Regions from separate parts of the Homo sapiens genome. Here region 2 is linked to region 1. A link is a loop called in an ENCODE intact Hi-C map of the cell type or tissue named here. Cell type or tissue: PC-3. All regions are shown on one strand. Each heading gives the region's core, and the rest is flanking DNA. Links, peaks and the distances in the headings are about the cores only.

Evidence for each region. Peaks named below come from ENCODE experiments on the same cell type or tissue, not always from the same donor. Only the 100,000 strongest peaks of a DNase experiment are listed, where the experiment ranks them.
Region 2: it touches region 1 in a loop (6-fold over the local background); 1 of 110 quality-filtered maps calls a loop at or near these places.

The regions. Positions count from the first base shown.
Region 1 is chr12:113,782,431-113,789,132 of GRCh38, reverse strand. No RefSeq gene overlaps it. Among named protein-coding and RNA genes, the nearest start is that of LINC01234, 12 kb to the right of the region's middle. RefSeq lists an enhancer at 4,076-4,612. In PC-3, for the core only: a CTCF peak has its summit at 2,748 (motif pointing left); a DNase peak (open chromatin) is centred at 2,192; H3K4me3 peaks cover 347 bases; H3K27ac peaks cover 1,373 bases.
Region 2 is chr12:113,723,792-113,730,493 of GRCh38, reverse strand. No RefSeq gene overlaps it. Among named protein-coding and RNA genes, the nearest start is that of LINC01234, 47 kb to the left of the region's middle. In PC-3, for the core only: no CTCF peak of the experiment used is centred there; a DNase peak (open chromatin) is centred at 2,743; H3K27ac peaks cover 2,574 bases.

The DNA of each region.
Region 1 (6,702 bases), core at 894-4,893:
CCAGGCTGGTCTCGAACTCCTGGCCTCAAGTGATCTGCCTGCCTTGGGCTCCCAGAGTGCTGGGATTACAGGCATGAGCACCACACCGGGCCTTGTATTTATTTTCTGTTCCATATCTCTGCCCCATGTTATTTTCTCTCAAAATCCATTCCTTTGAAAAATAAATATGTTGCAGATGTGAAAAAAAAAAGAAAATTGGACATGGAGTATAACATGAAAGGAGAAAGGAATAAAATGTCATTAAAATAAGAATATAGACAAAGGATCTATATACAAATGTCCATAGCAGCATTATTTGCAGTAGTGAAAGACTGGAAACAACCCTGTCAACAGAGGATGGATAATAAAATTGTGGTATATCCACACAACAGAATACAGCTCAGCAGTGAAAAAGAAACCACTGGCATCCACAGCAGCACTGGCCTGAAGTTCAAGAACGTGCAAAACTGAAGGTGGTAACAGGATAGCAATGACCTTTGGGGAAGAGAAACGTTCTATATTTTAATCTGGGTGATAGGTACACAGTGTATACCTAGATCAAAATTCATCAACATGTGTACATTATCTAATTTATACCTCAGTTTAAAAAACATAGGAAGGATAGAAATGTACACATGTATGGGTAGATAATAGTTATAAAGCATATCATATGATTCAGACCGGACCTAGATAAATATCAAGATCCCCTAGGGAGTTTTTGGAAAACATCCATGCCTTGCCTGGCGTGGTGACTCACACGTGTAATCCCAGCACTTTGGGAGGCTGAGGCTGGCCTTCTTTCCTTCCTTCCTTTCCTTTCCTTCCTTCCTTTCTTTCCTTTTCTTTTTCTTTTTGTTTCTTTCTTTCTCTTTCTGTATTTCTTTCTTTCCTTATTTCTCTCTTTCTTCTTTCTTTCTCTCTTTCTTTCTTTCCCCTTCCTTCCTTTCTTTCTCTTTCTTTCTTTCTTCTTTCTTTCTCCTTTCTCTCTTCTTTCTTTCTCTTTCTGTATTTCTTTCCTTCTTTCTCCTCTTTCTCTTTTTTCTCTTTTTTCTTTCTCTTTCTTTCCTTCTTTCTCCCTCCTTCCTTCCTTTCTTTCCCATTCCTTCCTTCCTTTCTCTCTCTTTCTTTCTTTCTTCTTTCTTTCTCTTTCTGTATTTCTTTCTCTCCTTCTTTCTCTCTCCTTTCTTTCTCTTTCTCTCTCTTCCTTTCTTTCTTTCCTTCTCTTTCTTTCTTTCTTTTCCTTTCTTTCTTTCTTTCTTTCACAGGGTCTCACTCTGTTGCCCAGGCTGGAGTACAGTGGCACAATCACAGCTCACTGCAGCCTTGACCTCCTGGGCTCCGGTGATCCTCCCACCTCAGCCTCCTGAGTAGCTGAGACCACAGGCATGCGACATCACACCCAGCTAATTTTTCTATTTTTTGCAGAGATGGGGGTTTCCCTGTTTCCCAGCTGGTCTCAAACTCCTGGGCTCAAGCAATCTGCCTGCCTCAGTCTCCCAAAGTGCTGGGATTACAAGTGTGAGCCACTACACTCAGCCAAGCTTTTTAAAAATGATCATCCCTCTAAGAAGACTTTCTAGACTTTTTTCTAATCACTCATCCTCCCCATGAAATTACAATACTGCAGATATACTGTGTTGCTGTTTATGTGCTGTATGTATATTTCTGCTTTCTACATACAGAGTAAGATTTGTTTCACCTCCCAATAATCAATTTTTGCCCCTTTTCGGGGTGAAATTGACCCTATTAATAAATCATGAGCTCCCTGGGGACCACTAGTAGCTTCTGCTTCACCTTGCCTTATAGGAACAAGGTGTAATGGCTCCTCACTGCTGCCAGTCCCAAGTAGCTTCACTCCCCTTTCTGATGTCTCTTAACCTCATCCACACATTTGTTCCTTTAACTCCCCCTCAATTAGCATTTCATCCCTCCCAGAACCCTGGCTGATGGAGATTCAGTGACAGAACCAAGAACATACCACAGGAATGTTCTGGGATGTTCTAGAAGTAAGATTTGAGAGTTGGGAGTCATCCACAGCTCCCCCAATCCCAAAACCTGTGCCCTTCCCATTGGCAGAGCCTGGCATGACTTGCCCCTCTTGTGGCTAACTGCCCCGGAGCTTATCTGTGAAAGAAATACCTCTGGCTTCACAGCTGCATTCCAGAACATTTTTAAGAGCATTCAGAACTTCCTCAGGTGGGCAGTAACTGCACTGCTTGTTCAGGGAAAACTAGGGACAGAAGGGAAGGAGAAGAATTTTAGCCTCTTTAACAAGGCAGACAGGTATCTTGATTATTCACCTCCAACCTGCAAAGACAGCCAGGTTCTGTGTGAGTCAGCCTTGGGTTTGAATTTTTTGAATCTATTTCTTAAAGATAAAGCATTCCATATTAAATGATCCATGCTAGTTGGTCAAGGAAACTCCTTTCCTATCTCCAGCCTCCTTTCCGAGCAGATTTGGGATTTTCACCTTACTTGTGGCCCCTGAGGATATTTCTCAGCAAGCATCATTTCCTAACGGGAGAGTTCATGTTTTCACCTTGGGTCTTGAGTCTTACAGAGTGATCCACAAACTCACTCTTGATGAATAAGGGAGCCCTTTCCTGCCCAGGAGTCCTGATTTGCCTCTTTGCTGATTTCACCTGCTTCTCCATTTGCTCCTTCTTTACAATCAGCCCACATTTTCTGCCCAGTATAACCAATAACTTGCTGCCCCTTCAAGTAAAAGCCAGTAAAGGTATTTGCTCTGCACTGTTTTAAGGGGTAGCAGAGAGCTTCTAGGGGAGATGGCGAGAAAGAGTGTCCTCTGGTGGCAAAGTTCAGCCTCTCCTCCAGGAACTGCAGCAATTCCGTTCTGGACCCAAACTTGCATAACCTCTTCAGCAAAGAATGGCCTTGCAGTTAGTTACTAGGTACACAGTCCTTACAGGGCAGTTTAGCAATCATCACTGTTACTTGAGAAAGCCTCTTGGGGATCTCACTACTTATCCCTGTAACAGCCTCATACAAGACTCTCCTGAGAGGAATTGGACAAAACACTATTTTCTCCATATTATTACACATCCATTGCTGATTTTATGACCCTTACGGGTGGCTGTTTCTGGCTACTGTTCAGCTGGCCTGATCCTTAATCCACCCCTTTTTCTGCCACTAGCCTGCCTTGCCTACCACATCTCCCAGAATGCCCCATAGCCAAAGCCCTGGGTTAGAGCTGGATGTGTCACAGCTCCTTCTATCACAACCAGGTAGGTTTCCAAAGAACAGCAGTTCTCAAACTTTTGGGGTTTCAGGACACTTTTACACTCATAAAATATTGAGGATCTCAAAGAGCTTTTATTTATGTAAGCTATGTGTATCCATATTTACTGTTTTAGAAATTAAAACTGAGACATTTAAAAGGCTTAATTTTTAAAATAATAATTATAAAGTCATTATATACTAACATATAACATATTTATAGAAAGCAAATAATTTTCTAAAAATAAAAATTTAATGAGGAGGGCCAGGCACGGTGGCTCACACCTGTAATCCCAGCACTTTGGGAGGCCGAGGTGGGCAGATTACCTGAGGTTAGGAGTTTGAGACCATCCTGGCCAACGTGGTGAAACCCCATCTCTACTAAAAATACAAAAAATTAGCCAGACGTGGTGGTGCGCACCTATAATCTCAGCTACTCAGGAGGCTGAGGCAGGAGAATTGCTTGAACCCAGGAGGCGGAGGTTGCAGAGTGGCATTGTTCTACATTTTTGCAAATGTCTGACTTAATAGAAAACACCTGGGTTCTTTTTCTTCTTTTTCTTTTTCTTTCTTTTTTTTTTTTTTGGAGACAGGATCTCACTCTGTCACCCAGGTTGGAGTGCAGTGGCATGATCTCAGCTTACTCACTGCAACCTCCGCCCCCAGGCTCAAGTGATCCTCCCACTACAGCCTTCTGAGTAGCTGGGACCACAGGCACACGCCACCACACCTGGCTAATTTTTTGTATTTTTAGTAGAGACAAGTTCTTACCGTGTTGCCCAGGCTGGTCTTGAACTCCTGAGCTGAAGTGATCCACCTGTCTCGGCCTCCCGAAGTGTTCAGGTTACAGGCATGAGCCACCGCTCCCAGAAACACCTGGATTCTTAAACCCACTTTTGCGACCTGTTGTTTTGCTTGAGGCATATGAAGAAAATCTAGTTGTACAAAAATATGAGGTGGGAAAGGGAGAGGCCCCCAGGTTCCCTGGAAGGATTTCTGGGACCATCAAGAGTCCTCAGAACACTGCTTAGAGATTCAAACTCTGGCTTCTCCTTAGCAGAAAAGCAGATCTTTGCAGGAAGCAGAGAGCCTGTGTTAAGCCTCAGGGGTTCTTAACTCTCTTGGGTTAATGACCACTTTGAGTATCTGATGAAAGAGAAAGATCTTTGCCTGAGAAGAAAACGGTTTTTAGTGGATGCAAAAGCGGTGTGCATGCGCATAATTCCAGAGGTTTCACTAACCCTATGAGGCCCATCTCTGACCCCAAAGTGACAGTAGGGGTTGGGAAAGAGGGAGGTCATAGTTGCTTCTAGGCCCTGAATAAGTACACACCCCCTCTAATCCATTCAATGCAAAGTCATGTTCATAGCTAATTCATAACAACAACAGCTACTATTTGGGGGCAATCTTTATGGTATGTCAGGCACTGCTGTCTATTTTACACACTTTACCTAAGTTACTCCTCACAAGAGCCCTCCATGCTATTATTATTCCCATTTTATAGATGGCAAAACTGGGACCCAGATAGGTAAAGTCACTCATCCAAGGTCACACAGTGGGAGTACACCAGCTTAGTCTGCTAACCACAGCCTTGCTCAGCCCCAGTGCTAGCAGCTTTACAACTAATGTGTGTGTATGTGTGTGTGTGTGTGCTGTGTTAAGCAGGAAAACCTATTTTCCTAAACAATTCACAATATGTAAAACAAAGAGAGGCTAGGCTGATTAAAGTGCTGGGTCTGGGAAGAGTGTATTCCAGTGCTCTTCCTCTATCCTTTCTATGTACTCAGCACTGTTCTAAGCACATTACACGTGTTAATTTATTCAGTTTTCCCTACAACCTACAATCTATAACTGTTTCTGTTTTACAGATGAGGAAGCAGATTCAGAGAGGTTCAGCAACCTGCGTAAGGTCACACAGAAAATGGCAGTGCTGAGTGAGGAACTCAGTGAATCGTGTGTGTGTGTGTGTGTGTGCACGTGCGTGTGCATATGCATGTGTGTGTACCTTTTTATAATCATGATGTTTGCATGGGAAAGTCTGGCAAAACAGATACCAACCCATTAGCAGTGGTTATCCTAAAAGGGTTGAGAAAAAAGATGGACCTTTACTTGCTAAACCTTTTCTTGTAATGTTTGAAATTTTAAATCAGAAAAATAAAATAGAGATTTTTTTTTTAGAAATAATAAGACTTAGTATGTTGACCTGTGGAGCAGGCCCCGAGCATGTAGCGTAGTGTCTGGGCATGCAGGTGTATGTGATTGGTGGGGAGGGAGAAAGAAACTTCCAGAAAGCCACAGGCTGGGGAAAAGTTGCCAGGTCCTAGGCACAGGGCTGGAGAGTGAGGTGATGCAAGGGAATCACAGGGGCCTCATGACTGTGCTGCCTCCCCCATGAAATCCTCCAGGTGTACACCCACATGTGGTAGACATTGGGGTACTCCCAGAAAAATCTGCAGGGGCCTCAAGCCTCTAGAATGTGCTGGGGCATGGGCCTGGCCCTCCGGGGTGCTCACAGTCATCCTGCGGTGTGAACACCCCCTGCAAAGTCCCCCACCGAGTTCACAAGACAGGAGATTCTCATTTTCACCCAGAAGACAGCCTGTCTGTTGGATGGCTAGGAGCCTCCTTCTATTTTTTTTTTCCTGAATGATAATTTTCCCCCTTTTTTGTAGCTAAAAATCACCCAGGCTTGTCCAGACGAGAGGGCAGAAAATTATGCGGTGAAAGAGAAGGGAAGATAATTTCTCTGGGTCACAGACATTCTCACTTGTCATCCGTCTGCAGGAGGAGAAGTGGAGAGGGAGGGAGAGCGAGCGCGAGATGCAGGGATCGAGAATGAAAATGAAGGCTGGCCCAAATCCATCACTGTCCTCCTCGGCTCTCCCTGTGGGGGATGAGTCTGGAGGAGGGGGGCCGCGGGAGGGAGGGGAGAGGATGGCGCTTAGCTCTGATCGAAGGGCGGGAGGAAGGACCGAGCCACACATGGAGCCCTGCCCTCCTGTCCCAGCTACTCAGGCCCACTTCCCCCCTCTGGGCCTCAGTTTCCCCATTAAGAAAACAGGGATAATAAAGCCCTCCTGCACTCACCACCTGCACCCCTTCCCGCACAACACACATAGGAGATAACATATGGGAACATTTCGGAGAATCTGGACCATGAAAACAAAAGTATGGGAGGAACAGGATCGATGTTCTCCAAAGACAGACGAAGCCTGCAGGCAAAGACCAGAACAAGCCAGGGTTCAAATCCCAGTGCCGTCCTAAGAGGACCTGGGAAAATTGCAACCCCTGTCTGTGCCTCAGTTTCCCCATTTGTAATCTGGGGACAATAATGCACCATATCTCATAGCACTATTGTGAGGACAAACTGAGAATGATAGATAAAGTGTCTGGCACCTTGTAATCACTCAATAGTAGTAATAAGAGAAATAACAGAAAATGACAAAGGAACTACCAACCGCCACCCATATTCTCGCTGCCCCAAAT
Region 2 (6,702 bases), core at 874-4,873, 59 kb after region 1:
AACACCTGAACAAGCAAAACCTCTACAGGCCTCGGTTTCCTCATCTGTGAAATGGGAGGGATAATCATCTCTGCCTTGCCCACTATTTTTTGAGGTGATTTAACTCACCTCATACTTTTGAGGTGATACACCTGATACTTTTGAGGTTGAAGTGTGGCCAGAGTAGGAACTCTCCATGGAAAATGACATGAGAGATGGAAGGTATACAGGGCAGAGAGAGAAGAGAGAGACAGACAGACAAAGAGATAGAGGCAGAGACAGAGGGAGACAGAGACACACACACATACACACACACACACACACAGAGAGAGAGAGAGAGAGAGAGAGAGAGAGAGAGAGAGAAAGCCTTCGTGTTAATAAGCACCAAGGAAAGCAAGCTGTGGCTGGAGAAACCTAGTGATGCTCTCTGCACCTGAATCCCTGGAAGGATGACGATGACTTCCTGCCTACGACCCATCTGCCTTAGTTTGGGGTCCCCCAAAAGCAGATCTTGAGACAAGGACTTGGGTGCAGGTTGTTTATTTGGGAGGGAAGAAAGTGGGAAAGTGAGGCAGAGAAGGGGAAAACAGTGCAGTTTTTGTTAAGGCGCAGGTTACTTACAGGGTGTCAGTCCATGGGGACCCTCAGACGAGCCATGCAGATCCCGCCTCAGAACTTTCCCACTGAGGGACATGGAAGTTGTGGCATTTCTCCACCTACTCCCATTGCTTTTGGAGACATTAGATCCCCAGCATTTCCTGGCTGCCCTGTGCACCTTGGTGAAAACCTTTGGCCAGAAAAGCAGGAGGCTGCAGGCACATGGAGGGGCATGAGGGCAACTGGCAGCTCACAGAATGTCCTCGCCAGCTGCAGGTGAGCTCTGAGCTCAGCAAGGGGATGTGGGGCATCCCCAGCCTCTGTTGCTCTCTCATGGTGTGCACCTGGCCAGCCCTGCCAAGCCAAGCTAGATCCATCCTTCAAAACCAACCCCCAGCCTTCCCAGCCTCGAAGGCTTCTTCTCCATCCACCCTCACCTTCACCATCTTCCCTTTAAAAAGTGGCAATAATTTGAATCCTTTTGATGGCTTTAGGTTACATATGCTGACAAAAACTGGAAGGAGGGAGAGAGGGAGGGAAGGAAGGGAGGGAGGGATGGAGAGAAGGAAGGAAGGAAGGGAGGGAGGAAGGGAGGAATGAAGGAAGGGAGGGAGGGAGGGAGGGAGGGAGAAAGGCATTCAGTACCTCCCATGTGCACGGCACTTTCATATCTGTTATCTCATTAAAACCACTATCATGAGTCTATCCAGTAGGTAACATCATCCATGTTTTCTAAAGACAAGAAAACTGAGGCCCAGAGAGGTGAGGTCACTTGCCTGAGGTCACACAGCTAAATAGATAGCCCAATCTTGGGCTTTAAAACATGTGTTCTTTCTGCCTTCTCCCATTGCCTCCTCTGGATGTTTACTTATTTGCAGTGAACACTGTCAGTCCTCAACTAGATCCTGCTGCTCAGGGCACGGCCTGCAACCTCGCAGCCCAGCAGCATCAGCAGCTCCTAGAGCTTGTTAGGAATGCAGAGTCCCGGGTCCCAGAGCTGTTGAATCAGAATCTACATTTTAATGAGGTCTCCAGGGCATGTGTGTGCATGTTAAAGGTTGAGAAGCGCTGTCCTAGACAGTCTTTGAGGAAGAGGACAGCATCTTCCTTTTATTTCTAATATTCCAGGACAGCATTTTCTTGGTCCAATGCAAATGTTAAAAAAAAAAAAAGCAATTAATAAATGGCTGTGGGTCAAAGACTGATTCCACATGGCTGATGGGGAGGCTCTCTGGTTAGACATGAACCTCATAAGCCTGTGCGCCTGGACGTGGCAGGCCAGGACCGTACATGTGGACCTGGTCACATTATTGGATGTCTATTGAGCACTAACACTGTGTGATGCATGGCACGGGGCATAGATTTGTGTGTCTGCTGGGCAGTGACCTGAATTCAGTGCTGGGTGGAGTGCCGGGTGCATTGGAGGAGATCGATAAGCAATTATAATTATTATTACAATTAATAATAAATGCTACATGGTCCGGACAAAAGAAGCTGCAATGTGAGATGTGTGCCTGCCTCGGAGCCCTTCACACTGAGCCCTGTGCAGTTACGGAGCTCCTCTCTTCATGGAGGAGAGCGGGGAGGGCAGGTGGGGTTCTGGCAGCCCCTGCTTCTGTAGCATGTGGATTCACAGCCTCCCTGGGAGAGTGGGAGAGGCCAGAGGACCCACAGGGAAAGCAAGTCCTTCTGGAGTTGGATGGAGGTCAGGGTGTTGGTGGTTTACGAGGAGACTCCAGAAGATTCCCTTGGATGGGCCAGCTCAGAGGACCCCACTGCCCCCCTGGCCTGGGGAAGCCTCATTGCTCAGTCCCCGATGCAGAGGCCTCTGCACACCCTCTTGGAGAGTACTGCTGCCCTTGAATGCATGCATTGCATGGTGGCTGCATCGCCTAATGGTGAGGCACACAAGCTTAGCAGCCAGGCCACAGAGATTCCAATCTTGGCTTCATCACCTATGAACCATGTGTCTTCAGACAAGTTGCTTAGCCCCTCTGGGCCTCAGTTCAGTCATTCCCAAAATAGTTGTAATGACAGTGCCCATCCCACAGGGCTTCTGTGACAATTGAGACAATGGGCATAAAGTGCCTTGCACATAGTGACCATTCCAATGTTCACTGTCATTGTTTACTTTCCTGTGTCTTGTCCCTCACTGAAACCCTGAGAAGGGTTTGGTACATGTGGGTTTATCAGTTGCTCTGTGAATAATCATGACCAGCATTTACTCACTGCTGACTCTGCCAAGTACTATTTGAAGCATAACTCAATTCATCTTTGCACCAATTCCTGGAGGAAAAAGTGATTACTATTTCCATTTTACAGATGCAGGAACCAGGGCAGACAGAGGAATTAATTTGCCCAGTGTCATACAGTTAGTAAAAGATGGCACCAGAATTTGAACCGAGACAGTCAGAGTCCAGAGCCCATGTTCCTCACCTTGTAATAGACTGCTTTTGAATGAATGAGGGAAGGAGAGAGGGACAGAAGGAGGGAGGGAGGTATGGGAGAAGAAAGAAAGGGAGGAAGGAAGGGAAAAAGGAGGGAGGGAGAAAGGGAGAAGAGAGAGGGAGGAAGGATGGGAGGGAGGGAGGGAGGGAGGAAAGAGAGAGAGGAAAGAGGAAGGAAGGAAGGAAGAGAGGGGGGAGGGAGGGAGGGGAGGAAGGGAGGAGACAGTGGAAGGAAAGAAGGAAGCAGGGGGAGGGAAGGAAGAAGGAAGGAGAGAGGGAGATATAAAAGAGATCATTAGGTGAACAGAGAGTTCATAAGTGAATTAATGCGTAGATGAAAGAGTAACAACTGACCTCTGAGAGTCATTAAGAAGATTAAAATGAGTAAAGGCTCTAGGTCTGGTACATAGTAAGTGCTCAGTGAACATTAGCAGTGATGAGGATGGTCAAGACAGTGATAACAATGAAGATAGAACAGCTGAGTGGAGAAATACAAAAATGATAGCAGATGGTACCAGTGGCTTGACATTTGGAGGGTTTGACCAGCCAGATCTCTGGAGAAGCCAGGATGTGAGACACACAGAGGCTTGGATTCCTCTCTCCATTCCATATAGATAGGGCACTCAGAGGCACCAAGAGTGGAGAGAGACTCTCCCAAGGCCACACGGCTGATATTGGAGACAGGATTCGATTCCAGAAGAACTTTCTGGGCACAACCACTGTCCTTCAAGGCTCCTGGACTGGCATCTCACTGTATTGGGATGAGCAGATTTTCTAAAGGACTGAGACAGAAGTGTGGAGAAAAAAATACATGTTTTCCCATTCAGCAAGCATTTATTGAGCACCTACAGTGTGCCTGGTCTTGTGCAACAGGTTTTCTGACATGTTGAGTGATTTCTCTGCACCTGTCCTCTGCCTTCTGTAGGGCAAAACCTTGGAGATTAGGAATGGACAGAACCCTGAGCAGCTGACTTCAGAGGAAAAGGGGTTTCTGGCTGTATCAGTCAGGTTATGCTGCAATGAAAAGCAGCCCCCAAATCTCAGCCCCCGAAAACAACTCATCAAAGGCTGACATCTCACCCTGTGGGTTGGTGAGGGCTACACCCCACATCGTCCTCCCCACCAGGTGCCAGGATGATGGGAGCGCTCACTGGTGGAACACAGCTGGTAGATGATGGGATGGGGGATGGGGAGGTGGAAGCACACGTTGCCATGTTTGGACTTCAGCCTACAGGGCCACGCTTCACTGCTTCTCCCATTTCACTGGCCAAAGCAAGTCACACGGCCATGCCTCATGTGGAGGGGGTGGGGAGGGCAATACCACCATGTGGTCACCACACACAGTCCCCATGCAGATTCACAGGGAGGAGAAGAGGCTGCTTGTGGCTTGTGTACATGAGTGAAACCTTGAGAGATGGCAGGCTGGGGTGAGGAGTCATGGGTATGGGTAATAGGGTTAGGGATCAGCCTACAGCTAGGATCAGGGTTCAGTCTATGACTAGAATAGGGCTTTAGTCTGGGATTAGGGTCAGGGCTCAGTCTGTACCAGGGTTAGGGCTCAGTCTGGAGCAAGGATCAGGCTTCAGTGTGTGACTCGGGTCAGGACTCAATCTTTGACCGGAGTTGGGGCTTAGTCTGGGATTAGGGTCAAGAGTCATGCTGGGACTAAGATTAGGGCTCACATTGTAACTGGGATACTCTGTGATTGTGCTCAAGACTCAGGCTAAAACAATGGTCAGGGATCAGTCTATGACTTGGGATCAGGGCTCAGTCTGTGACTGGGATCAGGGTTCACTCTGTGACTGGGATCAGGGCTCAGTCTGTGCTTGGGATTAGGACTCAGTCTGTAACTGAGATCAGGGCTTAGTCTGGAGCAAGAGTCAGGGCTTACTCTGGGTCCAGAATGAGGGTCCAGCTCTCCACCAGCATGAGGATCCCCTATGACCCATCAGTACCTCCATACTAGACTGTTGTAAGGTTGGAGCCTCACACCCAGCACCACTGACCTGCAGCATCAACCTCAGCCCCACACCTCAGAGCCCAGGAGCCCTGCCTCACTGACATGACATGCGTGTCCCAAAGTGGAGCCTTCCCCGATCCCTTGCCCAGCAGTGTCAGGTCAGCCCAGTGTGGCCCAGTGCCGCCGTGGGCACCGTGGGCCCCTCGTCCCCGCCTGCCCTCCACGCGCCTCCCTCCTGTCTCCTCCCTCTGCCACCAGCTGCCGGCTCCGTCTGCTCAGTCTCTCTCCCTCTCCCCGCTCTGCCTTAGAGACAGCTATAAGTCTCCCGTGAAATATATACAGTGTAAATATATAAAAAGCTTGTGCCTGCCTGCTGCTTATGTATTCATGAAATAGTAAATAAATTTTATGGGATAATTTGAAGGCTGCCAGGAAGCCGGGAGATGAAAACGAAGGCCTAATGAGATGGAGTATCGGGGCGGCACACGCGCAATCGATCGGCGGCTGCCTGGCCCGAGCTGGGACGAGCCCATCTCCCGTGGCCCGGGGCCTCGCTGATGAGACACTTCGGAGGGGCTTCCGGGGGCCATAAACCACGGGTGGCTGCGGTGGGGGCGGGGGAGGCCTGAGCTCTGGAAGCGGTGATGGTGCTGACAGCCACCTGCTGGGAGGCAGGGGGCGGAGTTCTTTCTCTAGCTCTGCCAAGGACCTGCTGTGTGACCTTGAGCCAGTCATGCTCCCTCTGTGTGCCTCGGTTTCTCCACATGCGTGATGAGGGGCTTGAGCTAGAAGGTCCCTGGGCTGGGGCCTGTGGCTGTGACAGTCTTCTGGTAGCCCCCTGGCCCTCCCCTTCCTGACACTTATTGCAGTGTGTAACGATATGTTGATTTCATGCTTATTGGATGAGTATCTGTCTCTCCACTAAACCTCAGCTCTATTTGGGCAGGGTCTAGGTCTCTTTTGCATACTGTTTTTTGTACCCCTCCTGTCTGCCACATAGGAGGGTCCCAATAGATATTTATGGGTTGGACCAAGTGCCATGGCTCACACCTGTCATCCCAGCACTTTGGGAGGCTTAGGAGGGTGGATAGTTTCAGGCCTGCCTGGGCAACATGGCAAAACCCCATCTCTACTAAAAATAAAAAAAAAATAGCCAGGTGTGGTGGTGCATGCCTGTAGTCCCAACTACTCGGGAGGCTGAGCGGGGAGGGTGGGGAGGCAGAGGTTGCAGTGAGCCGAGATTGTGCCACTGCACTCCAGCCTGGGTGAGAGAGTGAGACCCTGTCTCAAAAAAAAAAAAAAAAAAATTATGGGTTGGATGGATAATGGAATGAATGAATGAGTGAGGGAGTGAAAAATTCAGAACAGATCCAATTCCATCCACTCCACCATGCCACCGTGTGGTGCAAGCCACCATCATCTCCCGCTCGGACTACTGCAGTAGCTCCTCTCTGGTCTCTGTCACCACCCTGGCCCCCTACAGTCCACCTCCCCACAACCCCCAGAGGAATCCTGTTAGACAAATAAATCAGTGCCTCCTGTGCTCAATATCCTCCCATGGCTCCCATCTCCCTCAGAGAAACAGCCGAAGTCTTCTCCATGTCAGACAAGGCCTACATGATCTGCTGCCAGCCCCTCTGGCCACCCCAACCCCTGCTGCGCACTCCTCCCTCCCTCTACCCCAGCCCCTGGCTGCCCACCGCAGGGCCTTTGCACTGG